Regions from separate parts of the Mus musculus genome. Here regions 1, 2, 3, 5 and 6 are each linked to region 4. A link is a loop called in an ENCODE intact Hi-C map of the cell type or tissue named here. Cell type or tissue: left cerebral cortex. All regions are shown on one strand. Region 1 overlaps Ppp5c (protein phosphatase 5, catalytic subunit). Region 2 has its middle 12 kb from the start of Pglyrp1. Region 3 holds the start of Gm32630 (a long non-coding RNA gene). Region 4 has its middle 4.2 kb from the start of Hif3a. Region 5 holds the start of Gm25815 (a small nuclear RNA gene). Region 6 holds the start of Selenow (selenoprotein W).

Region 1 (5,000 bases), 64 kb before region 4:
AGGCCCACAAGGGACTTCTGCTAGGCGGACTCCTGAATTCAGCCTGGCATGCAGAGAGGCCAGGCATAACTTTGGTACTGTTAGATGTTGAACTTGTCCTGGGCACCCAGTCCAGTCAAGCAGCTCAGCCACCTGATTGGGAACCTGCCAGATTGGATCGCCACCTGGTGGCCATAGTCAGAACTGCAGCCCAGGCTTCTGGGTTGTGGCTGGTTTGGGATTGAGGGCTGCCATTCTAGACAGCTTTAGAAAATGGACACACTGAGGGACATCTCAGGACGTCTTGTGACCAGCAGTCATGACCAAGTTGGGATGATTCCTGATAAATGAATTTGAAGCCACAATCCCAAACTGTGAATTTGGGAACTGGGCGTAGCAGGTACCATTCAAATCCTCTTTCAGGCCGGGACGGTTATGCCAGGAGCCCTGGAGTAGGGCACTGTGGAGCTTGAAGTCCTAGCTTCTTCAAGCTTTGTCGTGTGGGCAATGGGTTGAAACTCCCTTCCCTCGTGCTATCTCCTCTCTTCCCTATGGAGCGAAATGAAGACCGGCAAGGAAGCAACTCAGAATCTGGACTCCCACCCCCTCACTTCCTATTGCCTGATTTTAAAAATCACATTTTAGCTAACATAATGGTACCCAGTTACTCCAGGGACTGAGGCAGGAGAATTACTTGAGCTTAAGAGTTCGAGGCCAGCCTTACCCAGGTGATAAAGTATGGATATATCTATACCCTGCATGGATAAACACATAGACAAACAGACAAGTAAACAAGTCAAACTTGGTCCATGAAGCAGATCTGTGATTCTGGCACCTGGGGGGCTGAGGCGAGGACTAGAGAGATGGCTGAGTAGTTGAGTGTTGTGCTGCTCCTGCAGAGGACCTAAGTTCAGCTCCTAAGTGGCTAAGAGGCTTACAACCACCTGTAACTCCAGCTCTAGGGCATCCTGTACGCTTTGTGCACTGGCCTCCCCAGGCACCTGACACCTGCCCTGCGGGTGAAATCACACTTCGGAGGCCACAGGCTAAGTAGCACATTATTATTCTCTTCTTGCTGTTGTAGATGACACCTCTGATGAGTGGATGGCACTGATGAGTTAATAGGCTGCGGGGGACTTGGAGACCACGTCTGTCTATCTCAGACTGATTGAAACCACAGGCTCTCATGTGGGCTTGGCCAAGAGCATGATGGGGGACACCTTTGCCATCAAAGGGCATAGTCTGGCATGGTAACAAATGATGCAAGAGGATCAGGATTGCAAGACAGGACACAGAGTGAGCTTGAGGCCAGCTTGGGCTACATGAGGCACTGTTAAAATAATGAATGAGTAAATAATACAAAAAAAACGACAGAAAATCCTGCACTAAGAGCACATTAATATTGCCCATTTCTGAACATTATCCTAAGACTGATTACACACCTAATTGTATTTCCCTGTGGTCCTGACCTTCCTTGCTTTTGAAAAGATGAAGCTATTGACTTCAAAGTGGAACCCAGGGTATTATGCATATCAGGCAAGTAATCTTCCATGAAACCACACCTTAGGGCCTCACCAGATGCTGGGGGATTCTAGGCAGAGGCTCTACCACTGAGCCACGCCCCCAGTCCCTCACTGGGGGATTCTAGGCAGGGGCTCTACACTTGAGCCATGCCCCCAGCCCCTCACTGGGGGATTCTAGGCAGGGGCTCTACCCCTGAGCCACGCCGCCGGCCCCTCACTGGAGGATTCTAGGCAGAGGATCCATCTCAGAGGTATAGTTCCAAGCTTTTCGGTTTCCATCTGAACGAGTTTGGCTGCCACTCACTGTCACAAGAATAAAGTGAAAGAGCTCAGGCTCCCAGACCCAGGCTGAGGAAAGAAGGTTGAGAATTTTGGGGGAACAGGAGGTGGTGGTGATGGATCTTTGGAGGAGCTTCCTGGCTTCACTCCTGCCATCTAGCCCTACTCCATCTTTTTTCTGAGGCCTGTACACATCTGGAATCAGTCTCTTAGCCATCCTTAAAGATGAAGATGCTGTGCGAAGTCCCGTGGAGTCCCTCGCGCTCTCTTATTCTTTGCTGTCCCTGGCCAGCCAAGATTAACCAGCAGCTTTTTTTTTCTTTTTTCTTTTCTTACCTCATTACCCTTGACCATGACCACCATAGGGGGAGGGTATGTGCAGGGACCACTTCAAGACCAGGCAGGAAGCATCTGTGCTCACCTGGCCGATCATCTGACTGCTTTCTCGTTCTTATTCCCCATAACCACGTTTCCCTATCTCAAGTTTAGGAGGTCCATCATCAGATGAGCCAAACTGGGTTCCTATTTCAGGGCTGTGTGACTCTTGGCGAGTCATCTACCCTCTCTGAGCCAATTTCCCCATCTGGAAAAAATGCTCACAGTAAGAGCATCTAGGACTGGGATGTAGTCTAGTTGTTGCTATCTTGCTACCCCAAACCCAGGCTTAGTGGTGCATGCCTGAAACACCAGCACACTGGAGGTAGACGTAGTAGGATCAAAAGTTCAGTCATCCTCCACTATATAGGAAGTTTCTGAGCAGCCTGGGTTACATGATAATACCCTGGCTAGCTGGGCTAGAGCTTTAAACAGAATAGAACATCACTAGTGAGACAGAAACATTAGCTTGTATGGGTTTTGTAACAGGTGTAAACTGCCCTCCTCCCATCTCAAAGGTGGATGGGTTAGGACACGCTACTCCACCTCCCCCTGCACGCTTGTGCCCTGAGAAGTGCCATCCATCGCTGGTGGGTTTTTAGCTGTGGTCCTGGAGCACCACCTGGTGGTGGATTCTAGTCTAGTCTGGCAGGGACTTAGGGATGCAGGTCACCTCTTGTCCCCAGGACCTTCATTCCTTCCTCAAGTCGTTTTAGGCCCATGTCACACACCTGGAAAGTACTGTTTCTCTGCCTGAGTGACCCAGGGGCCCCTGGCACATTTTTAACCACTGTGCATGGATGGGTAGATCCAAGTCCATTCCCTACAACTTGGTTTCAGTCTAGAAATTATTCACTCCGCCAGCAACAGTAGGGGGTGATAGTGAGTCAGACCTGGAGTCCCAGGCTGAGTGGCACCTTCCCAACTTTTGCTTTGCAGAGTCTCCTTAAACCAGGCTGGCTGTGTAGCTGGGGATGACCTTTCACTCCCGATTTTCCTGCTTCTGCCTCTTCAAGTGCCTGTGTTCCCCACACTCCCACCCTAATCCCCATTCTAAACTTACTCTTTCACCTGGTGTGTGGTGAAGTCCACCTATGTTCTGCTCCCAGGGTTGAATGTGGGAAAGGCAGAGGACAGGTGGGAGCCTGCAGATGGAGTTCCTACCGGTCTTGGCACTGGACTTTGTTGTCCTCTCAGGCCCTTACTGGTTAATCCTGGGTAAGTGCTTTATGGCTGAGCCACATCCCCAGCTCTTCATATTGTCTGGGACTCCTTTGCTGGGCATATGATGATTTTCAGGGAAGATCAATTAAGGATTGAAGACCCTGGCAGCAGGTGGCCTATCCAGATATAAAACAGCAAGCTTTTTTCAGAGGAAAACATTGTCTACCTCCATTTAAATAAAACAAAACAAAAAAAAGTGTGTGGAGGTAGGGGTGGAGGACAACTGTGTGTGTGTGTGTAGGAGAGGAAATGGGGAAGTGTTGGCTCTCCTCCCCACCAGGGAGCAAACCCAGGCTCTTAGTCTTGGTGCAAGCAAGTACTTTTGCCCACTGAGCTGACTCACTAGCCCACACTGTTGAGGCCCTGTTCTCAGGCTCTCTGGCATGCACAGATGGCCACTGTTGGACTACACAGCCCCTACTGTGTGACATATGTCCTGTTCTGTGCCTTGAGAGGACGCTGACACAGCATGCACTGTTTCTATATCAGTAAATCATGGGAAACTCATGGTCTGAACAAACATACAGAGAAACTTCATAGCCCAACTAAAAAAAGATGTATGTTATTACTGGGGGTGGGGCATGTCTACCACAGCCTGTGTGAGGATCAGAGGGCAACTTTATGGAGTCAGTTCTCCAGTTTTTGTCAGGGATCCAACTTGGACTTTGAGAGTAGAGATTTCTAAACTCGTGACCTAGCTGGAGGACGCAGGGCACTAAGGGGTGGGCCTTGAACGTTCCTAGCTGGCCCTGCTTGAGATCTCTCTCTTTGCTTTCTGGCCTCTATCCTGTGAGAAGCTGACCACGAAAGCTCCTGCAGTCTTGACCCAGTACAACCACGGTCTTTCCTGAATGATGGCGCAGTCTTCTCACCTGTGACTAGCAGCCATCCCTGGAGCTGCTTCTGTCAGATGTCCTGCACAGTGTGGAGAAAAGAACCTGCTATAGACAGGGGCAGTCCTACAGGTTGCTAGGGGTTTGCACAGAGCACCGGGGACTATGGAATTTTCTGAGAGGTTGAGTATAATCCACCTTCCAGCTTGGAAATAAACACCAGCCACACCTGCTGGCCACATTCTCAGTTATAGGATTCTGAAATTCCTCAAGCACTACTGAACTGAAGGCTCAGGGCCTCTCAACCAACAGTAGCAACGGAGGACTCCCAGGCCAGGGAAACAGCAACTTCTCGGGCAGACTAGCTCTCTGGGCAGCCCAAGCCTTGTTTGCCCCATGAGCATACAGCAGAGCAGAACAGTTGCTGAGCGCTGTCCCTGCTGAGGACAGCTTGGGAGCCCAGAGCACTGAGCATGGACTTTGCGGTGCTGTTGGGAGATGAGGGTTCAGAAGGCTCCGCATGCTCCACCCACTATGCCGTTTCCTTGCAAAGCTCAGCTAGAACAGAGGCTTCTGAGGGGTCTGAGGTCAGCCTGCAGCCTGCACAGGTCTCAGGGGTCCGACGATACTTCTGTGGTGACTCTTGTCCTGTGATGTCCACATCACTGAGGGGCACCCAGAACCAAACTGTACCCACCCTGGAGGGGCTTGTACGTGGTGGACACACGTCGAGGTGGGTTTGAGATGAGGTTTGACTTACAATAATGACTTTATTTTATTTTAACAT
Region 2 (5,000 bases), 1.8 Mb after region 4:
GCTAAAAAAGGAATAACAGTGTTAGGAGGGGTGATAGATCCAGATTACCATGGGGAAATTGGATTACCTCTTCACAATGGTGGTAAGCAAGATTATGTCTGGAGTGCAGGAGATCCCTTAGGGCGTCTCTTAGTACTACCATGTCCTGTGATTAAAGTCAATGGGAAACTACAACAGCCTAATCCAAGCAGGATGACAAAGGACGCAGACCCATCAGGAATGAAGGTATGGGTCAATCCTCCAGGAAAAGAGCCAAGACCTGCTGAGGTGCTGGCTGAAGGTGAAGGAAATACAGAATGGGTAGTAGAGGAAGGTAGTTATAAATACCAATTAAGGCCACGTAACCAGTTGCAGAAACGAGGATTATAAAGTAATATGAATGCCCATTGTAAATTTACTAATGCGTTTGCGATTGTACGAGGGATAGTTATATCATGTTAGGCGTATTTACAACCTTGTTATTGTTTCATGTGAACATGAGATATTATTTGTGTCAAGTTGACAAGGGGTGGATTGTAGTGGCTATTCCTGGTTGTCAACTTGACAATATTTGGAATGAACTACAATCCGGAATTGGAAGGCTCACCAGTGACCCTTATCTGGAGGCTTGGAGATCCTTATCTGGATCTTGGTTTGAAGATCTTGAGCCGTAGTGGCTATGGATTCCAGAAGATTGAATCTCCGAGTTAAGGAACACACCTTTAATCTGGGCTATGCCTTTCATCTGGGATTAAAGGTGTGGTGGAACACACCTTTAATCTGGGCTACACCTTCTGCTGGAGACAATATAAGGACATTGGAAGAAGGGAGTCTAGCTCGAGCTCTTGCTCCTTCGCCTGCTTGCTGCGTGAGACTGAGTAACTGCTAGATCCTTGGACTTCCATTCACAGCTGCGACTGAACAATTGTTGGGAATTGGGCTGCCGACTGTAAGTCATCAATAAATTCCTTTACTATTTAGAGACTATTCATAAGTTCTGTGACTCTAGAGAACCCTGACTAATACACCAGGTTAGACCCTACTGCTGAGAATACCACATGTCCAGGACACAGTGACCTCAAGTCAGAACTAAGCTGGAAGCTCTCTTCCTCCCTGCTAGCTGGCTCATTAAGGAGCTAAGAATTTTTTTTACGATGCATTTTGATATAATTTAAATGGCGTGTAATAATTGTTTGTTTGTTTGTTTTGTGAGTGTTTAACATTTTATTTGGTTTGTTCTTGAAACAAACTCTAATGTAGCCCAGGCTAGTCTCAGACACACTAGCTAGCAGAGGCTGGCTCTGAACTCCTGATTGTTGACCCACCTCCATTTCCGCCCTCGTGCTGAGATGAAAGGCATCAACACACCTGACATAAAAATCTTGGTTTTTTTTTTTTTTTTAAGTTATGCCATCTGTTGTAATCAGGCTGTTCTCACTCAAGAGAAGACCAGGACAAACTTTTTAGGAATTTGAAATTTTTTATTGAGCCACAGACCCTGCTGGGGGACACTCCTGTGACTACTTATTTAAAGAGGTGGCCCCTAACTGAGTGAGCAAGAGGCTTATAAAGGGACAACCACAAGTCTGGTGCTCCCGTTTTGATGTAGCTGTGATGGCTGTTAGTAAGCATGACAGGTATGAACTTTTAATGAGAACAGGGCACAGCTGTGGAACCACGCGGCATCACTGATCAGAAAGGGTGGCAGAAGCAGAGTGATCGCCAGAGAGTTATGGTACCCATAAAGTACCAGCATACCAGAGGGTCAGGCTGATCTCAATCTTAGCCCGAAGTCAGGTAGGATTGAGCAAATAGGTTTTTCTTAGTTTATATCCACAGCCCTTGAAGTCTTTTTTTTTTTTTTTAATAATTTACTTTTTTATTCAAGTTACATCTGGATCACAGCCCACCCTCCCTCTTTTCCTCCCAGTACTACGCTTACAAGTCCCGCCCCCTATTGCCTCCTGGCCCTTTAAGTTTTGAGTTCAAAGCTGAGGCAAATCCCCTGATTGATAGTTTCCTTAAAACAAACAAACAAACAAAAAAGACTACACTTCCCAGCTCCCTTTGCGGGCAGGCAAAGTAAATCTGAAAGGGAGTGACTACTGGAGTACACGCAGAGGGAGAGGGGGAGAGGGGGAGAGGGGGAAAGGGGGAGAGGGGGAGAGGGAGAGATATTTCCTCTCCTATACAGGGTCATAGACAGGGTCACATCTTTTTCCTGCAGGTGTTCTCTCATCCACCCACGTGTATGGGACAATGTCCCGTCGCCATGACTGAAAGGGGGGTCCCGACCCGACTCTTCAGGGTCAGATGCCTCTTCCTTTTAAGCCGCTTCAGAAATCTTACACTGATAATCTGGTTTTCATATCACAGTTACGTGTTGTGCATTAAATACCTGCCCCTGCTTGTATGTTTCCAGGACCCTTAGCGGAGGACAGCATCCTGACGGCTAAGCCCCCACGGAGACAAGCAGAGCTCTGCAAAGGCAGGACCATCAGCTACAGAGCAAGGAGGAGCTGAAAAGCTTTGGTAAGAGAGGGACACTGAGGTGAGCTAGCGCCAGTGGTCCAGCAGGAGCATCACAAACCTAGTCACTTTCTGCATCTTCTCACGGGATGGCCACATTAATTTTGGCTTCCCTTATGAAAGCGAGCTGGCTTTCAAAAGTTTCCATGGTTATGTTTCCTCCAAAAACATCAGTAGCTTCACATACTTTCCTTTGTTTCCCAACAAGAGCCAGACTGATTTTTCAAAGATGCAAAATCGCTCTCATAACTCTCATCCCCCAAGTCCTCTGTGAGTCGTCCCTAAGTGCCCTGGGAATGAAATGCAAGGGCCCCTCCCACATACACTCCAGTGCTTTCCATCCTAACAATTAAAACCCAGGAAAGTCTATACCGCTGGTAAATGATTGCGATTGCCTCTGCTGTTAACAGAAGTGATCTGCTCTGCGGGAGAGTGGTAGGGAGGCAGAAGGCAGGACAGGAAGGAGCGCTGGGGGTGGGAGGGGAGGAAACCTTATGGGTTCAGCGGTTGCTTTTACGTACGCTGGTAAAAATGGGGACATGGCACCCTCTGGTGGACAAAGGAGAGAACTGCGGTAACCCTGTGCATCGTGACTCCCCTCACACACACACACTCTAAAATCCCAGAGGTCAAAGGTAATAATGATCCCAGAATTCTGAAGCTTCCAGGCAGCCAGGGTAATTGTGTGAAATATAACATTTCTTTTATTAGTAGTCCCTGGTTTTGTTTTGTTTTTTAGTTGTATCTTTTCTCAACCACTAAGATCTGTGAAGATAGAAACCTCTCTTGTTCACAGCCCTTGTTCCTTTAACAGGTGGTTGGAGCACAGAATAGATGCTCAGTAAATGATACGGGATGTTATTCACTGTCTTCAGCTCAAACCTGAGATGATGTGCTGGCGCAGTGGTGGCGCACGCCCTTAATCTCAGCACTTGGGAGGCAGAGACAGGCGGATTTCTGAGTTCGAGGCCAGCGTGGTCTACAGAGTGAGTTCCAGGACGGTCAGAGCTACACAGAGAAACCCTGTCTTGAAAAAAAAAAAAAAAGAACCCAGAGGATGTGTGTGCCCCCACTTTGGATCGGACCCAAGACCCTAAGACCCAAGACCCAACATGGAGTTAGCAGCTGCTAGCCTCCTTCCAGAGCCTGTACAAGCTGCTTCCCTGAAGTAGTAAGCAAGGGGGGTCAGATGAAACCCGAAAGCTCCCTGTCTCTGGGTATGAAGAGAGCAGGGGCACAATTGGTGGGGTACCCAAAGATTCCCCCCACGGTGGGACAAGAGGAATGGGGATTCGAACAGAAGGAAGCAGGTGGGCTGTAAGTTAGGAAGCTGGAATATTTTAGGTTGTCTTTGTTTTTAAAGCATTGATGTGTGTGAGTGTTTTGCCTGTAGGTGTGTAGGTGTGCCACACTGGTGCATGCCTGGTGCCCAGGAGTTGAGGAGGAGAGGCTCCCCTGCATTAACTAGGATTACAGATGATTGTAGACTGCCGTGTGGGTACTGGGAATCAAACCTGCGTTCTCTGCAAAGGCAAAAAGTGCTCATACCTGCTCAGCCATCTCTCAATGGGCCAAATTTTTAACCCACAAAAACTTCAACCCCACCAGGTCGTTCATCCTTAAAGCAGGGGAGGGTAGGAAAGCTTTTAAACAGAGATGCCTGCATCTTGAAGGTAAGGGTAAAAACAGCCCTAGGAAGTACCTGTGTGGTACACAGGTTGGGCAAGGAGCAAGTTCCTTCTCTCAATAAAGAAGAAGGAAAGCCTACTATTAAGTAAGTCTCCCAGATGTTGGGAAAGGTGCCTGATACCCTACACTCCTCCTTCCTGTGCCGACTCCCAAGAGAGCTGTGGTCTGCTGCACAAGAAATTCATTGTGTGTTTTTGTTGGAGACAGGGTCTCTTGTAACCCAGACTAGCCTCAAACTCCCTCTACACAGCCAAAGATGACCTTGAACGTGTGAACCTCCTGTGGCTTTATAATTACAGGCACGGACCAAATTACCTGGTTTATGTGGTGTTGGATCTAATGTGGAAATGTCCTCCTACTTTTGCAAAAGCCTGGCAGTGCCCATGTGAAACCAGATGCACTACCACTGAGCCACACGCCCAGCCCCTCACTGGGGGATTCTAGGCAGGGGCTCTACCACTGAGCCACACCCCCAGCCCCTCACTGGGGGATTCTAGGCAGGGGCTCTACCACTGAGCCACGCCCCCAGCCCCTCCTTGGGGGATTCTAGGCAGGGGCTCTACCACTGAGCCACACCCCCAGCCCCTCACTGGGGGATTCTAGGCAGGGGCTCTACCACTGAGCCACGCCCCCAGCCCCTCACTGGGGGATTCTAGGCAGGGGCTCTACCACTGAGCCATATCCCAGAGGCAGGAAGACAAGGAAATGCAGAAGGAAGAGGAAAGAAAAGAAGTTGGGGAAGAAAACGGAAAGCCGAGACAGCACAACTGGCTGTGCAAGCATAGGACCTGAGCTCTCGCTCC
Region 3 (5,000 bases), 140 kb before region 4:
CTTCCTTTCTTCCTTTGTGTGTACATGTCTGTGTGAGTATGTGTGCAACTGTGTTTGAGTGTGTGACCAGCTGTGTTCCTTGAAGAGCGCAGAAGAGTCCACTGACACTCTGTCTATTCCTTTGAGACAGGTCCTTTTTGAAACCCCGGGGCACATGTTTTGTTTGTTTGTTTTGTTTTGTTTTGTTTTGTTCTTACATCTGCAAATCTTGCTATTTTGTTTTATTGTTTGGTTTTTGACTCTCACCCAGCTCAGACTGGCCTCGAACTCACTGTGAAGTCAAGGATTGGCTTGAATGCTTGATCCTGTCTCCACCTCCCAAGTGCTGAGGTCACTATATCTATTGCTAGGATGGACTCCAAGGAGTGAACCCTAAGCAAGCATTCTACCAACCAAGGTGTGCCGGCAGGCCCCATCTTTCCTTTTAATTACAGCCTCCTTAGAGGATATGGTGCAATAGCCCATTGTTTGGATTTTATTTCCCTAATAACTAATAGTATTGGCCCCACTTTGTGTGTGTCTTGGACTTGTCTGCACAACTCTGAGAAGGTTGACTCAAATCTCTTGATCTTTTAATTTTTTTAATTATTTATTTTTACTTTATATGCTTTGGTATTTGGCCTGCACATTTGTCTGTGTGAGGGTATCAGATCCTCTGGAAGTGGAGTTACAGACAGTTGTGAGCTGCCATGTGGATGCTGGGAATCGAACCCACGTCCTCTGGAAGAGCAGCCAGTGCTTCCAACCACTGAGCCAGCCCTCGATTATTTTATTGTTACTATTTGGATTTTTGAGACAGGGTTTCTCTGTGTAGCCCTGCTGTCCCCAATGTATAGACCAGGCTGGCCTCAAACTCAGAGTGCTGGGATTAAAGATATACACCACCACTACTTGGCCTTTTACCCATTTTAAAATCAGGCTGTCTTCTTATTATTGAGTTGTAGTTTTCAAATATTCTGGGCATGGTGGTGCCCACTTTTAGTCCTGGCACTCAGGATGCAAAGCCAGGTGGATCTTTGAGTTAGAGGCCAGCCCAGATTACCCAGTGATACCTTGTCTCGGAAAACAAAACAAAAGCAAGTTTTAAGGAGGCTGAAGAGATGGCTCAGTGCTTACGTGTAGATACTGCTTGTTTTTTGTAGGACCCAAGTTCTGTTCCCAGCACCCACATTGGAGAGTTTACAAGTACCTGTAACTCCAGCTTTAAAATAGCCTTCCTGGAACTCACTCTGTAGACCAGGCTGGCCTCAAACTCAGAGATCCCCCTGCCTCTGCCTCCCGAATGCTGGGATTAAAGGCGTTCGCCACCACTGGCAGATTTAATAAGTTAGAGTTTCTATTGCTGCAATAAAACACTGTGACCACTAGCCTGCTTTCTTACGGAATGCAGGATCACCAGCCTGGCATGGCACTGCTACAGTGAGCTGGGCCTCACTGTAGTGTGGGTATGCAGCACATGTCCATTTCTGCTTCCCACAGAAATAAATTAAAAAACAAATAAGTACAGTATTAAAATTTTGTTTTAAATCTGTGTGTACATTACTGTGTGTATGTTCCATGTGTGCTCTGATGCCAAGGGAGGCCCAGAGAGGACATTGGATGCCCTCGAGCTGGAGTTACAGGTGGATAAGATGCCTGGTGTCGGTTCTGGGAATGGAACTTGGGTCCTCTGGAAAAACAGCAGATGCTTTTAACTGCCACACGGTTCTTTTTGCTTGTTTTTGACATAGGGTCTCACTGTGTATCTCTGGCTGGCCTGGAACTCACAGAGATCCTCCTGCCTCTACCTTCCAAGTGTTTCACAATATGTTCTTGCTGGAACACTGCAATTAGAGATATGCAAATTAAAAATGCAAATTACTCATCCTGCAGGGTGTGTCCCCCTATTCTTTCCCTTTTTTCCCATTTTTTCCCTTCCTTTCCCCGGGACCTGGGTTTATATATAAAAATCATCATACCTTTCATTCTTGGCTGTGTGATTTCAGGCAGGAGACTTAATCTCTCTGCTAGGACTGCAGTGGAGAACCATGGAGAACCTGCAGGGCCCAGACAGGCAAGGCTGGAAATAGACATCCAAGAGCCCTGCACTTCATTCATGTGCCACTAGAGGGCTCTCTGGTGAAGATTCTTACCATCTCTCCTAACTAATTTCTACCATGGTTGATAGAACCCTGACCCCAAACTGGGTCAAAGGCACAGACCTTGGGTTCTATTCTGTTTGTGGGAAAATAGAACCAACGATCCCCTTCTGGTTTGGTGAAAGAAAACTTAAAAAGCAGGTCTTCCTTTTAACAGCATCAGACATAATGGCTATCACCATGGCAACAGATGAAGGCAGACAGCCAGTTAAACCATCAGCTTATTCAGGGTGGCAATTAGTTTCAGGTTATAGTAACATTTTGTGCTAGAACTTCACAAGACTCCTTTCAACTGTATTTTCAAGAATTTTTATTCATTTATTTTATTTTCTTTTTTCAGATGATGGGATTGATTCCAGCATGCACTACACCACTAAGCCACATCTCTCATACCTTTGCTTTCATTTTTAAGTTTTTTTTTTTTGAGACAGAGTTTCTCTGTGTAGCCTTGGCTGTCCTGGAACTCACTCTGTAGATCAAGCTAGCCTCAAACTTAGAGATCTGTCTGCCTCTGCTTTCTGAGTGCTGGGATTAAAGGCGTGCGCCACCACCCAGCTTACTTTTATTTTTTCAATAAGTGTTTTTCCATATCTATTTATCTATCGATCTATTATCTATCTTTCTGTATCGATGTGTACCATGACAAATATCTAGAAGTCAGAGAATGACTTACTGAAGTCAGTTCTTTCCTTCCGTTATGGGTTTGAGGTTCTAAACTTATGCCATCAGGTTTGCCCAGCAAGCTCCGTCACTCACTGAGCAATAGAGGAGGCTCCCGTCCCTTTTTTGGAGACAGGGTCTTTCTACATAGCCCTGACTGTCCTGGAACTCTCACTGTGTAGAGCAGGCTGACCTCAAACTCACAGAGATCCACCTACCTCTGCCTCCTGCGTGCGGGGACCCACCATGCTCAATTTCATTTTTAGTTTTTAGGTTGCATCCTCAAAAGCGGGCCAGGACGATGTCGAAATCACTACATATGTAGGCCGGGCGTTTCTATCCTCCTGCCTCAACATCTTGAATGACTGAGATGACAGGCTCTGGGCCATAGAACCCAATCACATACTTCTCTCTCAATTACTGCTTACCTCAGTTGACCACCAGGTGGCGCTATGGTAACGTTTATGATCATCTTCCTGCCTCCCAAGCGTTAGAAGGTCGTTCTGGGGCCTAAGCCTCTTTGAATGCAATTTGGAACGACAGCATCCAAAACTTGGATACAGGAAACAGGGTGGGTTGTCAGGAATAGGATCAGATTACAAGAAAACTTGGTTTGTGTCACCCATTTTCTGACCACTTCGTGAGACGCTACTGGGAAGAGTCACCGGGAGACTCAGGTGACTGGTGTCCAGCACACAGTAAGACTTGCAGGGATAGTGTGAGGAAGTGGAGGTTCACACTGAAGTACCTGCAGTGCCAGCTGTCCCCTGGAGGGAACCACAGATACCTCGATGCCCTAATAAACTAGGAGATAAAGCTGGGCATGGCACCTCCTACCTGTGCTGCCAATCCTCAGAGGGCAGAGACAGGAGAATTTCTGTAATTCTGAGGCCAACCTGGGCTACATAGTGAGTTCTAATACAGCCTGAGCTACAGAGTGAGACCCTGTGAAAAAACTAAAATGAAACCAACAAGTGAAAATAAAGAAAGGAAAAAGTAAAATTGTTAAATTTTTACTTGTTTTTGTGTTACTGGGGATGAAATCCAGGAGCTAATGTGTGCTGGGCAGGGGCTCATCCAGCCTCCTCACGGGGGGTGGGGGGATTCTAGGCAAGGGCTTTACTGCTGAGTTTATTTATGTAAATATGAGGGTGAAGATGTCAGGAAAGTGGCAAAGTGCCAAGGCTGACTGACTACCCAAGTTCAGCCCCTAGAATCCATGACAGGAGAGAACCAACTCCTGAAAATAATTGTCCTGTGTCCTGCACACACACACACACACACACACACACACACACACACACGCACGCGCGCACACACGTACACACGCACACACACATATAGAGAGGGGAGTCACCTTTGTAACACATAATATGCTCATGGCTCTTGATTACTGACCACCAGACGGCGCTCTGCATTTGGGAGCCATCACCAGGATTTAAATCTACGCCACATTGCTAATTTATATAAGACAACAACCTCTATTTTCTTAAAATATAAATCTTGAAGAGCATTGTGCTCTCGTCCTCCCAATCTCACTGAAGGAGAGACAAAACCGTTTTCCTGATTTCATAGAGAAACCCTCAGGTATTTATTCTCTACAAAATAGAGGTGAGGGTTAACCCCTTGTCACCATAGCAACAGATAATAGAGACCCAACCAATCAGCATTCAGCCTTCGGGGGTGGGGTGTTCTTTTTGTTCAGAGCTGACAACAATTTCTAAGAGAATCTCAGATTCTTTTGTTCCAATAATTCTGTCAAGGACAAACTTACATAAACAGTGTCCTGGCCAATTTCGGTATGCAAAATGGTACACCCTTCCCCAAACACCTGCAGGGGAAAGCTCACCTCACTCTCATTTTATGTATTTATTTGTTCATTTTCTTGTTTAATTTTTTAAAAAAATATTTATTTATTTATTTATTTATTTATTCATTTATTTATTATATGTAAGTACACTGTAGCTGTCTTCAGACACTCCAGAAAAGAGAGTCAGATCTCGTTACGGATGGTTGTGAGCCACCATGTGGTTGCTGGGATCTGAACTCAGGACCTTCGGAAGAGCAGTTGGTGCTCTCAACCACTGAGCCATCTCACCAGCCCCCTTTCTTGTTTAATTATTTACCTTTCGAGACAGGGCCTCAGGTAACCCCAGCTGGCCTCAAACTCCCCATCCTTCTGCCTCCAAACTCCCGATCCTA
Region 4 (5,000 bases):
CCCCAGCTCTTCACTGTGATATTGAGATTCTAGGCAGGGGCTCTACCACTGAGCCACGCCCCCAGCCCCTCACTGGGGGATTCTAGGCAGGGGCTCTACCACTGAGCCACGCCCCCAGCCCCTCACTGGGGGATTCTAGACAGGGGCTCTACCACTGAGCCACACCCCCAGCCCCTCACTGGGGGATTCTAGGCAGGGGCTCTACCACTGAGCCACGCCCCCAGCCCCTCACTGGGGGATTCTAGACAGGGGCTCTACCACTGAGCCACACCCCCAGCCCCTCACTGGGGGATTCTAGGCAGGGGCTCTACCACTGAGCCACGCCCCCAGCCCCTCACTGGGGGATTCTAGGCAGATGCTCTACCACTGAGCCACGCCCCAGCCCTTCACTGGGGCATTCTAGGCAGGGGCTCTGCCACTGAGCCACACCCTAACCCCTCACTGGGGGATTCTAAGCAGGAGACAGGGGCACTACCACCAAGTCTGAGCTCCATTGTTCTTTTTAGCAATCTGGCTCGCAAAGCAACTACCCTACGCGTGTATTATATTTCACAATAATAAAAAAATGACTTGACAGTAATTGTCATTGAGGAGCGCTGAGTTAACTGGAGGTCACAACTGAAAGCAGAGAGCTGAAATCCTCAAAATAGAATGTGCAGGTCTGTGAGGGGTGCTCTGGGGCATGTTCAGTGATCCTCCCACCCTCATTGCTCTCCAAAGCTGTTTTTATAACACTAGTAAGATGCTCTTGCCTCACTCTTCTCCCCCTGTACACTGACAGTTTCCATGGTCACGGATATGTGATAGGAAACTTGCTCTGATGTTATATTTTATTATTATAAATGTAATTTTAAAAGAATTCCACACAATGGATTGGTGTCAAACTGATTCCTTTTCAGTTTTTCTTTTCTTTTGATTTCTTTGTTTCTTTTCTTTTTTTGATTTTTGAGATAGGATTTCTCTGTGTAGCCCTGGCTGTCCTGGAACTCACTCTGTAGACCAGGCTGGCCTTGAACTCAGAGATCCACCTGCCTCTGCCTCCCGAGTGCTGGGATTGAAGGCGTGCGCCACCACCACTCAGCTCCCCTTTAAGTTCTCTTATTCCCTTCTTGCTCTTGCTGACTCCTATCCCTTTCCCAATGAGTCCCCTTCCTGCTTTCATGTCTTTTGGGGGTTGTTTGGGGGAAAGTCTTGTGCAGGTAGCCATGGTTGCTGAGTGTCCGTGATTGCAATGACCTCGTAAAATGCTCCAGAAACCAACATTTTGGGGGTTTCTTCCCTATCTTCTGGTTCTTACAACCTTTCCATCACCTCCTTTTCTTTGGTGATAGAGATGTCTTGTTTAGGTCTGAGTACTAAACATTCCCTTATTTGCAGCTATTTGGGCATTTATCAATTTCTGCTTTAACTGTTGCCTGCTTCCAGAAGAGACTTATTCTGCCAAAGCTGCATTAGTCTGTGAGTATAAACAGAAATGTTAAGAAGGCAGTTTGACTACATGTTTGTTTAAGAAAACATCAGTAGTGAATTCTCCCATAGGGCCCATGACCCCTTAGCCATAAATTTTTGGCTAGGCTTATAGTACCAGCTGTGAATCCCACGGTACGGATTGGGTCTCAGATCCAAGGAGAAAGTGGTTGGTTACACCTGGACCACTCATGGCGCTACCGCAGTGCTGCACACGCTTTGCCTTGTGGGCCAGTATCGCAGCAAGCAGGGCCACCGCTGAGTGAGATCACTGATAACTCCCCCCCCCCCCCCCCCCAGCGATCTGCACACCACCTTCCAGTAGCACTGTGAACTCTAGCCAGCAGGAAGGACGCTTCCATATCACTTCCAGCTTGATTTCTCTGTGTCTTCTGCAGCAGGGCCTTATTGTCTAGTTCTCATGGGTGGCTAATGACAAGCCTCTACCACTTTTGGGGCTTTTAAGGACCCTGTAGCCAACAGACCCTAGGGAGGTATCCTGCACCTGGCATGGGATTTTCATGGATCCACCATGCAGGGCATCTCTGTTTAAGCTCCTTTGTGTGTGTGTGTGTGTGTGTGTGTGTGTGTGTGTGATCACTTTGGCCCAGGCTGGCCTTGAACTCACTAAATCCTAGATCAGTGGCTCTCACCCTTTCTAATGCAGTGACCCTTTAATTCAGTCCCTCAATCATGCTGACCCCCAATCATAAAATTATCTTCACTGCTACTTCATAACTGTAATTCTGATACTGTTGGGAATTGTAACATAAATATCTGATATTCAGGATATCTGACATGCCACCTTTATGGAAGGATCATTTGATGTCCCTGCCCCTCCTGTGACTCAGAAGTTGAGAACCACTCTTGTAGAGGCTGACCTTGAACTCTTGATCCTCCTGCCTTTGACCCTCAAGTGCTGGGAGTGGGTTACCATGCCCAACTTCTCCATTTCATATGGCCTACTTTAGGAGTCCTCCATACTTTAAAAGGATGTAAAGGAGTTTGGGAAGCCAAACCCACAAGCAATGGAGCTTTAACTAAACCTGGCGTGCCCTCTGGTGGTCAGAGTTGGTATGACTCTGCTGATGCCTGTGCCTGTCTAGTTGGCTGTGAATAATTGCATACTTCACATCGGTAACATATATATACAACATATATATATATATATATATATATATATACACACATATGCATATATGTATGCATGTATATATATATTAATTTATGTGAGTACACTGTAGCTGTCTTCTGACACACCAGAAGAGGGCATCGGATTTCATTATAGATGGTTGTGAGCCACAATGTGGTTGCTGGGATTTGAACTCAGGACCTCTGAAAGAGCAGTCAGTGAGTGCTCTTAACGGCTGAGCCATCTCTCCAGCCCCCAGTAACATATTTTTAATGGATTGATTTTATATTTTAAGATCTTTGGAGGGTGCTCTGTAGAGATATCCTAGCTGTCAAAAGTGTTTGACACCAAGCACTTCAATTAAGGTTGAAAGAGTGAACAGACTTCTGCAATTTGTTTTCTGACTTTTATATATGATCTCTCTCTCTTTCATCTGTCTGTCTGCCTGCCTGCCTGTCTGTCTCACACACATATGCAAATAAATGTAATTTAAAACTTTCAGTTTGACTCAGTGATTCAGGGCACTGACTGCTCTTCCAGAGGACCCAGGTTCAAATCCCTGCACCCACATGGCAACTCACAACTGTCCATAATTCCAAATTCTGACACCCTCACATAGACAAACATGCAGGCAATGCACCAATGCATATAAAATAAAGGTAGATGAATTTAAAAAGTTTCCAGTTTTCTTTTATTTTTTTTGCTCTATTTCTTTTTTTTTATTAGATATTTTCTTTATTTACATTTCAAATGTTATCCCTTTTTCTGGTTTCCCCTCTGAAAATCCCCTATCCTCTCCCCACTCTCTCTGCTCACCAACCCACCCACTCCCGGTTCCTGGCCTTGGCATTCCCCTACACTGGGGCATTGAACCGTCACAGGACCAATGGCCTCTCCTCCCATTGATGACTAACTAGGCCATCCACTGCTACATATGAGGCTGGAGCAATGGGGCCCTCCATATGTTTTCTTTGATTGGTGGTTTAGTGCCTGGGAGCTCTGGGGGTACTGGTTGGTTCACATTGTTGTTCCTCCAATGGGGCTGCAAACCCCTTCAGCTCCTTCGGTCCTTTCTCTAGCTCCTCCATTGGGAACCCCGTGCTCAGTCCAACGTTGGCTGTGAGCATGCACTTCTGTATTTGTCAGGCTCTAGCAGAGCCTCTCAGACAGCTATATCAGGCTCCTGTCAGCAAGCACTTGTTGGCATCCACAATAGTGTCTGGGTTTGGTGACTGTATATGGGATGGATCCCGAGGTCGGGCAGTCTCTAGATGGCCTTTTCTTCAGTCTCTGCTCCACACTTTGTCTCTGTAACTCCTCTCATGGGTAATTTGTTCCCCCTTCTAAGAAGGACTGAAGAATCCACACTTTGGTCTGCCTTCTTCTTGAGCTTCATGTGGTCTGTGAATTGTATCTTGGGTATTCTGAGCTTCTGGGCTAATATCCACTTATCAGTGAGTGCATACCATGTGTGTTCTTTTGTGACTGGGTTACCTCTCAGGATGATATTTTCTAGTTCCATCCATTTGTCTAAGAATTTCATGAATTCATCGTTTTTTTTTTTTTTTTTTTTTTTGAGACAGGGTTTCTCTGTGTAGCCCTGGCTGTCCTGAAACTCACTCTGTAGACCAGACTGGCCTTAAACTCAGAAATTCGCCTGCCTCTGCCTCCCAAGTGCTGGGATTAAAGATGTGTGCCACCACACCTGGCAGATTCATCGTTTTTAATAGCTGAGTAGTACTCCATTGTGTAAATGTGCCACATTTTCTCTATCCATTCCTCTGTTGAGGGGCATCTGGGTTCTTTCCAGCTTCTGGTTATAAATAAAGCTGCTGTGAGCATAGTGAAACATGTGTCCTTATTTTATGTTGGAGCATCTGGGTATTTGCCCAGGAGTGGTATTGCTGGGTCCTCAGGTAGTACTATGTCCAATTTTCTGAGGAACAGCCAAACTGATTTCCGGAGTGGTTGTAAAAGCTTGCAATCTCACCAGCAATGGAGGAGTGTTCTTCTTTCTCCACATCCTTGCCAGCATCTGCTGTCACCTGAGTTTTTGATGTTAACCATTCTGACTGGTGTGAGGTGGGATCTCAGGGTTGTTTTGATTTGCATTTCCCTGATAACTAAGGATGTTGAACATTTCTTTAGGTGCTTCTCAGCCATTCAGTAGTCCTTATTTGAAAATTCTTGGTTTAGCTTTGTACCCCATTTATAATAGGGTTATTTGCTTCTCTGGAATCTAACTTCTTGAGTTCTTTGTATATATCGATCATATGTAGGGTTGGTAGAAACCTTTTCCTAAGCTGTTGGTTGCTATTTCTGTCCTATTGACAGTTCCTTTCCCTTACAGAAGCTTTGGAATTTTATGAGGTCCCCTTTGTTGGTTCTTGATCTTAGAGCA
Region 5 (5,000 bases), 110 kb before region 4:
CTGCTCAGGTGCTTCACATGGCCAGTGTGACCACATTGCTCATTGTAGGCATAGGACATCCCCATGGCCTCTGAACGTTTTCTCTGTCACTGAGGTCCACACAGGAGATCCCTTCCAATCTCTGCCTCATAATCCCTTCTGTGTCTCCAATCCTGCAGGTCCTAGGAAATACTGCATGCTCCTACCCAGAGCCTTTGCATGACTGCTCCTGCTGCCTGGACTGTCTTTCCTCAGAATTCTTCAGATGTCACATTCTCAAGGAAGGGTCCCCTGATGACGCTTCCCATAGTCAGGACTCTGACTGCCCCTTGGCACATTTGTGTGTCAACCACACACAATGGGCTCTTTTAGAGATCAGCAAGAGGATGGGTACATTGATCAAAGATGAAATATGGCTCTCTTACTGGGCTGGGGGAGGTACCTCTGAGAAGCCGATAGCCTGGAGTCTGGAGTCCCCCAAACTCAGAGGTGATTTTACTGAAGACCATCCAGAGGCTGTGTCGTCCCTGTGGCTGTTTCTGTTGCAGCCTTCAGGATTGAGCGGCTGCCTTCTCCAACCCCAGTGCCCCATTCAAACTCAGCGGCCTTGCCAAAGAACTTTGGAGCTGGGCTTTTGGGGTCATACCTGGCCCCAGAAAGGGGGATGAATGGGGTGGAGGGAAAGCAGAGTCTCTCAGAGTCAGATCCAAGCAGTGGGAGTGGGTATATCCTGTTCCCCCAGTGCGTATCGCCCGTATGTGTGCGCTGCTAGCAGCGTCGTGCCGATTGGCTGTTTGTTAAACGGTCGCAACGGATGAACCAGATCCCAGATGCATTGACGAGGAACCATATGGTCTCTGGACGGAGGGAGTTGAGGGTCGAAAAAAGGAGAGCAAGGAGCTGAGGAGTGGAGGCACTAAGGCCGGGGGGGTGTGTAGGGGGGCGAGGCAAGGAGGAAGGTTTCAGACCCTCAGCTCTTCCTTGCTGGAGGAGCAGGGCAACCTGAGTGAGCCCTAAATGGCGGAGGTGGGTGGAGCAAGGCTGCCCTCAGGCGGCGGAAAAGGCAACCACAGCACCGGCTGCGCAATGCGGATTCCTTCTGGACCTCTTGCAGTAGTGATCCTGGAAGGGGCCACAGGTAAAGAATTCTTTAGATAAGGACAAGATCTATGTGTTAGATATCCGGGAGTGCTGGCTGGAAAAGGCCCTCAAGGCAGAAGCCTGAGGACAGCTGAGGCGACAGAGGTCTGAGGCAGGCACATGCCGGAGGGAAGTTACACAGCAAGACAAGAGAAATGACCGAGTCCATCAGCGTGTAAGGTCAGAGCTGAACACTGGGGAAGCAGTGTCACCGAGAGACCATTTAGCATCATGTATGTGGTAGCACACATCTTCACTCAGGGAATGAAGAAGGCTGGAGGATTAGTTCAAGGCTAGCCTCATCTACATAGGTAATTCCAGGTCAGCCTGGGCTACTCAAATCCCTGTATCAAAACCAAGCGAGACCCAGCTCTCAATGGGCCTAAGGCATGGAGGAGTTTGGGGTAGGTATAATGTTCTAAGTTCTATTCCAGCTCGAGCATGTACACACACACACACACACACACACACACACACACACACACACACACACACCTGTGAGAGGACCCGGATCCTTAGTGCAGGCTCCTCCCCTTCCGCAGGGTACTTCTAGCATTCATGCTGCTCTGTGTGTGTGTGTGTGTGTGTGTGTGTGTGTGTGTGTATGTGTTTACACACAGTGTAAACAGAACACAGAAGCAAGCAAGCAAACACAAACATGAAACGAAAAAATAAATCAAAACCATTGGCCACCTGGATCTAGCAGGGCTGATGGATAATTAGAATTCTAGTAACCGGAATTTAGCAAGAGGATGCTGGACATGTGGTGGCCCATTCAGATGTTCTGGATGTGTGTCCTTGCCTGGCTCCTCATTTATCCTGTCCCTCGGCCGCCTCAGACAAGGACAGAGGCGCTCTAGATTCCTAGGGTAGTGGGTAGGTGAAATAAAGGGAGAGTGAAGATTTTAGGGACTATGACGTCACCCCTTCCGGGATCCAAGGTCTGGCGCCTACAGAGGCGCCTACAGAGGACCAGGGTCCTTAGTGCAGGCTCCTCCCCTTCCACAGGGTGAGACGCCAACTCACAGGAGCTGCAGAGACCCCATTGTACCACGAGGGGGTGCACAGAAATCGCGGGCTCAACCACACGCTCACCATATATTCCCCTGCAAATGGAATTGAAGCCCAGAGAATCTCAGCACTTGGGAGGCAGAGGCAGGTGGATTTCTGAGTTCGAGGCCAGCCTGGTCTATAGAGTGAGTTCCAGGACAGCCAGGGCTATATAGAGAAACCCTATCTCGAAAAAAACAAAAACAAAAACAAAACAAAAAGAAAAAAGAAAAAAGAAAAAAGAAAAAAAGAAAAAAATGGCCTAAGCCTAGGTGCTTCACTGGTTCCTGAAATTTGTGAGAAATGCACATTCTTGGGCCCACCCTGCATCTGCCGAGCCATTTCAGGGATGGATTTCCTAAATCTGTTGCCAAAAGCTACTCAATGACTGTAAAGCGCAGCCAGTCTAAGAACTCTGGGGTCCAAGTCTCTCCATACCTTGGGATCTGTTGCTTGGCTCCGGGTTACACAATAGAACTACCCACGAAGCCTTTTCATTTTAAGATTTATTATTTCTGAGACAGACTCTTTATGTAGCTCTAGCTGTGTAGCTCACTCTGGCCTCAAACTCACAGAGATCCCCCTGCATCTGTCCTGGGATTAATGGCATGCAGCACCCGCTTAGCCATGTCCTCTAGAAGCTATGCAAATACTGGGCTGTATGGAGCACTAAAGGAGCTTCCTGTGGGCGGACGGCTCTACCCTGCCCTGGCTCCTTGTTCAGGAAAGGAGTATGTCCCTCCAAAAGCAAGAAGGAGGAACTGGGGAACCCAGGAAGTCTCTGCAGTTTTGTGGCGACAGCTCTCTTTTTGTGTGTTCTGTGTAATTTTTATCTTTGCGACAGTGAGAGGCGACAGGGCTGGTATGGACAGAGGCCGAAGTGGAGTCTGGCTTCTGGGGTTTTCTCCCTGGACACCTGATGATTTCAAAACTAAAAGTGCAGAGGTGCCAGTCAGTCACTGTTTGGGATTGGGCCTGTAGGACCCACCTGCACCTCCTTAGATGACAAAATACGGACCACATCTCACTATTAGTTTATTCTACATTGCCGTGACAAAAATACCAGAAACAGTTTGTGGAAGAAATGCTTTATACTGGCTTATAGGTTCAGAGAAATCTCAGTCTGTCAATGGTGGGGAAGCTTGGAGAAGTGGCAGAGCCTGTTGCCTTGGTGATGAACCAATCCTCAGAGGTTCACTCACTGCTAGAACACGGGGCTGGGAGGATCAGTAGGACCTATTGCCAGGCAGGCTGCACAGCCTTTAGATAAAGCCCTAAGCCCACTGTGGTAGTTAAGCAACGTGATGCTGAAGAAGTGGAGGCAGGGGACTCAGCCTCCAAATATCTCCACTTTGCTTTGTAAGATAAGCTCTCTCCCTGAACCTGCATCTCCCAGTTTCAGCTGGAATGGCTGTGCAGTGATCTACTTATCTTTGTCTTCCATCCCTAGGAGGGGGTTACAGATGTGTTCCTCCACATATGTTTTTACTGGTGCTGGGGATTTGAACTTGGTTCCCTATATTTTTGAAACACTTTATCTAATGAGTCATCTTCCTAACTCTGGCTCATATTTTGAAGTAATAATAATATAATTATATTATACTAATAATATTACACTAATATTATATAATATATAATAAAATATAATTATATTATACTATCATTATTATGTAATATATAATAATAATTATTATTATTAGTGGTGCTGCAGATAGATTGCAGAACTTTATACCCGTTAAGTAAGTGCTCCTCCACTGAGCCACAACCCCAGCCCCTCATTGGGGGATTCTAGGCAGGGGTTCTACAACCAAGCCACGCCCTGAGCCCGTCACAAATGAGAGAAACCTATCTGTGTTTTGTGCATTTCGCTCACAAGTCTCTCTCTCTCTCTCTCTAATATGGAATGCTTCATGAGTTTGCATGTCATCCTTGCTCAGGGGCCATGCTAATCTTCTCTTTATCGTTCCAATTTTAGTATATGTGCTGCCGAAGCGAGCACGCTCGCGAGTCTCTCTCTTTTTTTTTTTTTTTTTTTAAAGATTTATTTATTTTTTATTATATGTAAGTACACTGTAGCTGTCTTCAGACGCACCAGAAGAGGGCATCAGATCTCATTACGGGTGGTTGTGAGGACTTGAACTTCGGACCTTCGGAAGAGCAGTCGGGTGCTCTTACCCACTGAGCCATCTCACCAGCCCCACGAGTCTCTTAAAAATGTGTTTTTACACGGTTGGGTCTCATGGTTTTATCTGAGGAACATTCTAGGATATGGTTTTAGCGTGTACTTGGCTGCTGTAACCATGAAGGTGACCCTAAACTTGTGGTCATTTGATAACAGTTTTAAGGGTTGGGAAGATGGCTAATGCTAAAGTGCTTGTTACATAAATATGAGGATCTGAGTTGAGTCTCCAGCACTTGGAAAAGCCTGGCATCGTGTTCCTGCAATCCCAGTGCTGGGAAGTAGATCCCTGTGGCTTGCTGGCATCCAGCCTTGCTGAATTAGTGAGGTAGAGGTTCAATGAAAGACCTTGTCAGGCTGGAGAGATGGCTCAGTAGTTAAGAGCACTGACTGCTCTCCCAAAGGTCCTGAGTTCAATTCCCAGCACCCACATGGTGGCTCACAACCATCTGTAATGAGATCTGATGCCCTCTTTTGGTGTGTCTGAACACAGCTACAGTGTGCTCATATAAATCAAATAAATACAAAAAATAAATAAATAGAAAAATTGAAACAAAAACTAAAAAAAAAAGAAAAAGAAAAGAAAAGAAAAAAAGACTGTCTGAAAAATAAGATGGAGAGGGTCTGGAGAGATTGGGTAACAATTACCATG
Region 6 (5,000 bases), 1.1 Mb before region 4:
GGACTGGGCCCCCTCATACTGCCTGGTTGTGAAGAAGGCTGAGTTTAGAGCACATCTGCAACAACTGGCGAGAAAACAAAAACCAAAGGAAACCCAAGGCTCCCCTCTCAGTGTAAGCCAACCTGACACAACTGTCTCAAATTTAAAAAAAAAAAAAAGAATGAAAATTCAGCTAGCTCAGTGGTAGAGCCCCTGTCTAGAATCCCCCAGGGAGGGGCTGGGGGCGTGGCCCAGTGGTAGAGCCCCTGCCTAGAATCCCCCAGTGAGGGGCTGGGGGCATGGCTCAGTGGTAGAGCCACTGCCTAGAATCCCCCAGGGAGGGGCTGGGGGCGTGGCCCAGTGGTAGAGCCCTTGCCTAGAATCCCCCAGTGAGGGGCTGGGGGCATGGCTCAGTGGTAGAGCCCCTGCCTAGAATCCCCCAGTGAGGGGCTGGGGGCATGGCTCAGTGGTAGAGCCACTGCCTAGAATCCCCCAGGGAGGGGCTGGGGGCGTGGCCCAGTGGTAGAGCCCCTGCCTAGAATGCCCCAGTGAGGGGCTGGGGGCATAGCTCAGTGGTAGGGCATGTGTAAGGCAGAGTTCAATCCCCAGTACTAATAAAATAAAACTAAGAATGTGCTGTGAAGAGGGAACAGGGCTGTATTCCAGAAGACATCAGGTTAGACACAAGTCCTTGGCCTGCTCCCACATGGCATGGCTCCAGGTCATATCAAAGGGGCAAAGGTGACCCAGGGCCAAACTGCTAGGGCTCTTTGCTAGCACTTTGTTGTTAGATTTTTTTTTTAAAGATTGATTTATATATTTATTTATTATATGTAAGTACACTGTAGCTGTCTTCAGACACCCCAGAAGAGGGAGTCAAATCTCATTACAGGTGGTTGTGAGCCACCATGTGGTTGCTGGGATTTGAACTTCAGAAGAGCAGTCAGTGCTCTTAACCGCTGAGCCATCTCTCCAGCCCCTGTTGCTGTTAGATTTCTTCATTTTATTTTACGTGTTTAGTGTTGTGCCTGTAAGAACCTGAGCGCTTGGTGCCCATGGAGGTCACAAGAACACATCAGATTCCCTGGAACTGGAGTTAGGAAGCATTGGGGACCGTCACATGGTGCTGGGACTTGGACCCAGGCAAGAGACACGGTTGTAGCTGGCATCGAGCTCACTGTGGAGTCAAGCGTAACTCTGAACGCTTGTTCCTCAGGCCTCTCTACCTTCAAAATGGTGGGGTCACAGGCTTTTCCCACCACGTCGATTCTTACATGTTTTGTTTCTGTATGTGTATGAAGTGTTTGCATGTATGTCTGTGCACCATGTGTGTGCCGTGCCTTCAGAGGTCAGGAGGGGGTTGTCAGCTCCTCCGGAGCTGGAGTTATAGATAACTAGGAACCACCTTATCAATACCAGGAACTGACCCCACATCCTCCGCAAGAGCAGCCAGTGCTCTTGACCACCGAGACAACTCTCCAGCCTCACTGTTTTGTTTTGTTTTGTTTTGTTTTGTTCAGACACGGTCTCCTGAGGTCCGGGTTGGTTGGCTTCTAACTCGTGGCAATCCTTCTGCTTCAGCCTTAGAGATGCTCACTCAATCCCTCCCCTGGTGCTAAGATTATAGGTGGAAGTCACTTTACCCCTGCATTACTCTATGTGTTGGCGTCGGAAGTCTGAGCTTCCCGCATGGTAGGTGAGCACTCTACCGACGGAGCAATGTCCTCAACCCAAGCCCAACTTCCCTTAGCATCCTCCATTCCTGAATCAAGAAGGGCACTTAAGGCAAGCCCCTGCCCCCACCCCCACCCCTGTCCCCATCCCCTCCCCAGTACCACTCTGCAACCTACCAAGTATCACACCCAACCCTCCTGGCTCCAGGGACCCCTGGGATGTGGCCATCTCCCACTCTCCACTCAGAGAGTCCATACACAGGGAAAGATACGACACCGCAAGGTGGCACCCTCCCCCCCCCAAACAGTCTCCCTTACCCCTGCCTCTAGGGCTCACTGGCACTGAGCCAAGGCAGCTTTGATGGCGGTCACCAGTTTCCGGAACTTGCTCTCTGTATCCACATAGCCATCACCTCTCTGAGGGGCAGAGAAGAGAGTTGAACTAATCTCCACACACCGACCAACCCACACTGACACCCCACCCAACCCCCACGAGGCAGGACTCGGATTTACCTTCTTGGAGTGGACCAACTTCCCGGCTACTGTCACTTCAAAGAACCCGGTGACCTGGGGAGTCCCCTCGCCACACTGAGAAAATAAGGCATTAAGACGGGGCTAAGATGACCTCTCTGGGATACTTTCTCCATCACATCCCAGGGAGTGAAGAACATAGGGCAAAAGGATAGAGAGGATTGGCCTAACCCATTCCCACTGCCTCCCAGTCCCAAGGGACAAACAAGGCACGTCATGATCCTATGCCCATTCTAAGACTCACAATGTCCAGGCATCCGGGGAACTCATGTTCTAGCTTCTCCTTGAGCTGGAGGTACTGGAGACAGGGTACAGGGTGGGGGTGGGGTTATCACAGCCAGGCCCAGCAAACCCCCCTACCCTACCCACCCTGACCTACTTCACTCACCTTGGGCTTATAGCCTCAAGCTCCACTGTCAGGTGAATCCAGGGTTGTCGCAGCCCACCAAGACAGCATGGATCCAAGGCAGGACAGGTACCCAAGGGAGGCAGGCAATAGCAGTGCGATGAAGGTAAAGAGAGACAGAGATCCAGATGAGAACGCAGAGGTAACAAAGACCCTCAAAAGAGGGGAAGATGTGCTCATCACACAGAGAGATGTGTGCGACAGTGCGAAGATACATAGAAAGCCCACCCCAAACAAAAGAGCCAAGATGGAGAGGCGGGATGGCAAAGAGATCACAGGTTCCACATAGAGATGCCAATGGGGAGGGAAGCAGGGAAGTAAATTAGGACAAATGCTGCCTCAGTAGAATCTCACCCACCCACTCCCTCCCCCGCCTGGCTGTCACTCAGGAATCCAAGCTCTCTCCAGCACCCAGTACAAAACATAAGCTCCCCAACCCCATGTCCCCTACCTCAGGCCATTTTGGGCCTGGAATCTGGTGCAGTGGCCTCATGGGAGCCTCAATTTATCAAAGCAGGCTGTTGAAAGACATCCTGATAACTAGGGCCTGATCAGACCCCTCAAGGGGGTTGGGAGGGAGGAGGCCACACCCAGCTAGGTGGACCACGGACCCCAGATTCAAGTTACAGGGTTATCGGTAGTAGGACCTCAGGCTGGCCCTGCCTCATTTCCAGCCTCAGTTTCCTCCCCTGTAAGATGGAGACAGAATGGCTGGAGAGCCCCTCAATGGACTTCAGGGGTGCAGAATCCATTCAGCAAGCACTTTTCAATCACTTACTGCAAGCCAGCTGATTATCAGATGCAGATGGAGGAAAAAGTCATCAAGAGAAAATGGCTGGTCTTTCTACGCCTGCCTCTAGCAGGGGCACAATTAATAGCGCTGGCAGGTAACTAACCAACATCATCACCTCCTTCACACTACAGAAGGGGAAACTGAGGCCAGAAAAGAACTGGGGTTAACAGCACCGGCACTCACTGATCAGAAACCAGTAAGAGTTTTTTGTTTTGTTATTTGTATTGCTGGGAACCGAACCCAGGATCTGGTGCATCTCATGCAAACACTCTACCACTGAGCTACACCCTCACCCTACAATCTATCCTATATTACTTTTTCTTTTCGGGGCACAGGGTCTTACTACATCACCCCGGTTGCCTCTAACAAGCAGCTTAGCTGGCCTGGAACTATCTACCTGCCTCTACTTCCGAATGCTGGGATTAAAAGTGTGCATCAACACCACCACTCCGTGACTCAGTTCGCCCTTTTCATGTACACACTGGGAGGTGCGACCACTGTTAACTCACACTACAATCCAGGTACGGGACATCCCCAGACCTCCCAACAGCGCTTATGAGTAAACCCCCAACTACACCACACCTTGTATTCTCTAACTCATGCCGCTCAGTGAGGGGGAAGGGAAACAGCCTGTCGGGAAGGAAAGGTCCCCAGAGAAACCCGATGCTACCCTTCCCCTCCCCTCAGCGCTGAGTCACGTGTTCAAAGTGGCCCCAAGTATCAGTTTCCATTTTCACTGGTGAGATGTCACTCAGATGTCAGATGCCAGGGATCGGGCTCAAGTCTCTGTTACCTCCATCCCACCCGCTTGGAAATCCCTCCCTTTGGGTCTGAAATACAGTCATCGTACTCGGTTACCAGACCCTGGTAGATAGGGGGAGGGGCAAAGAAAAGGGTGGGAGAGGGTCTCCTGGCACAAAGGTTGGGGAGCAGAGAAAGGGCACAACGAGCCGGGAGCAGGAAAAGGGGGAACTGCAGTCACCCGGACTTACCAATACACGACTCGAACGGCGAGCGCCATAGCTGCACGTCGCATCCCCGCACAACACGAGGACCCGACCCACAAGCAACAAGGACCTCAAGCTCTGAGCGTGGGGCCGTGCGCACAGCCGACTGCCTCACGAGTCAGAGCAAACCAAGTGCGGGGGTGGAGAGTGGGCAGAGCTACGGGAGGACCGAGGTTCCGGAGCACGGCGGGGTCTGTGGCCAGGGGCGCGAACCTCAACGCAAGACTCCATGATATCTTGATATCTGGGGTTCTCTTGATATCTGGGGTTGTCTCCATAGACAGCGTCTCTGGGACCAGTAACCTGAGAGCCCCTCGCCGTCCCTTCTCTATGCCATAATGGTTCAGTCCTCAGGGCGGTGGCTCGAGGCAGAGAATTGGTTGAGACTGAAGTTCAGTTACAGAGTGGCTGAGAGGGGCAGGGCAGGGAAATCGACGCATTGGGAGACAGGCAATTGGGATGGATCCCTCCTCCCCAGCGCTAACTGGACCAGACTAAATGAACCTTAGGTCTGGAAAACTGAAACTAGGAGTCCCAGTGTGCGCTTTAGGTCCAGCTGTCTCACCACCGACAGACCCCCTGCGCACCCCCAAAACCATGCAACCCCTCTT

What was found. A loop is a pair of places that touch in the nucleus more often than their neighbours do. Peaks named below come from ENCODE experiments on the same cell type or tissue, not always from the same donor. Only the 100,000 strongest peaks of a DNase experiment are listed, where the experiment ranks them.
Region 1: it touches region 4 in a loop (5-fold over the local background); 24 of 42 quality-filtered maps call a loop at or near these places.
Region 2: it touches region 4 in a loop (5-fold over the local background); 8 of 42 quality-filtered maps call a loop at or near these places.
Region 3: it touches region 4 in a loop (7-fold over the local background); 28 of 42 quality-filtered maps call a loop at or near these places.
Region 5: a loop joins it to region 4, with 9 times the contacts of the local background. A loop is called at or near these places in 22 of 42 quality-filtered maps.
Region 6: it touches region 4 in a loop (5-fold over the local background); 3 of 42 quality-filtered maps call a loop at or near these places.

Annotation. Positions count from the first base shown.
Region 1 is chr7:16,999,689-17,004,688 of GRCm38, forward strand. Ppp5c (protein phosphatase 5, catalytic subunit) reads right to left here. Exons shown (of 13, transcript NM_011155.2): 13 at 4,952-5,000. Among named protein-coding and RNA genes, the nearest start is that of Ccdc8, 8.3 kb to the left of the region's middle. In left cerebral cortex, CTCF peaks have their summits at 178 (motif pointing left) and 2,838; DNase peaks (open chromatin) are centred at 165, 2,804, 3,016 and 3,820; H3K27ac peaks cover 1,390 bases.
Region 2 is chr7:18,870,500-18,875,499 of GRCm38, forward strand. No RefSeq gene overlaps it. Among named protein-coding and RNA genes, the nearest start is that of Pglyrp1, 12 kb to the right of the region's middle. In left cerebral cortex, a CTCF peak has its summit at 3,078 (motif pointing left); a DNase peak (open chromatin) is centred at 3,004; H3K4me3 peaks cover 902 bases; H3K27ac peaks cover 654 bases.
Region 3 is chr7:16,928,925-16,933,924 of GRCm38, forward strand. It overlaps Gm32630 (a long non-coding RNA gene), which reads right to left and starts at 3,225. Exons shown (of 3, transcript XR_391181.3): 1 at 3,017-3,225; 2 at 1,959-2,036; 3 at 1,412-1,823. In left cerebral cortex, CTCF peaks have their summits at 2,103 (motif pointing right), 3,242 (motif pointing right) and 4,227 (motif pointing right); DNase peaks (open chromatin) are centred at 2,117, 3,254 and 4,295; H3K27ac peaks cover 1,649 bases.
Region 4 is chr7:17,064,096-17,069,095 of GRCm38, forward strand. No RefSeq gene overlaps it. Among named protein-coding and RNA genes, the nearest start is that of Hif3a, 4.2 kb to the left of the region's middle. In left cerebral cortex, CTCF peaks have their summits at 2,524 (motif pointing left) and 2,725 (motif pointing right); a DNase peak (open chromatin) is centred at 2,524.
Region 5 is chr7:16,949,334-16,954,333 of GRCm38, forward strand. Gm25815 (a small nuclear RNA gene) reads right to left here and starts at 4,168; the gene lies at 4,062-4,168. It also overlaps a transcript of Pnmal1 not described here. In left cerebral cortex, CTCF peaks have their summits at 114, 1,046 (motif pointing left) and 2,167; DNase peaks (open chromatin) are centred at 1,050 and 2,155; H3K4me3 peaks cover 687 bases; H3K27ac peaks cover 1,783 bases.
Region 6 is chr7:15,917,878-15,922,877 of GRCm38, forward strand. It overlaps Selenow (selenoprotein W), which reads right to left and starts at 4,494. Exons shown (of 6, transcript NM_009156.2): 1 at 4,375-4,494; 2 at 2,572-2,596; 3 at 2,428-2,481; 4 at 2,166-2,240; 5 at 1,971-2,069. The coding sequence starts at 4,403. The coding sequence ends at 1,986. In left cerebral cortex, no CTCF peak of the experiment used is centred here; DNase peaks (open chromatin) are centred at 732, 2,946, 4,141, 4,539 and 1 more place; H3K4me3 peaks cover 2,833 bases; H3K27ac peaks cover 2,748 bases.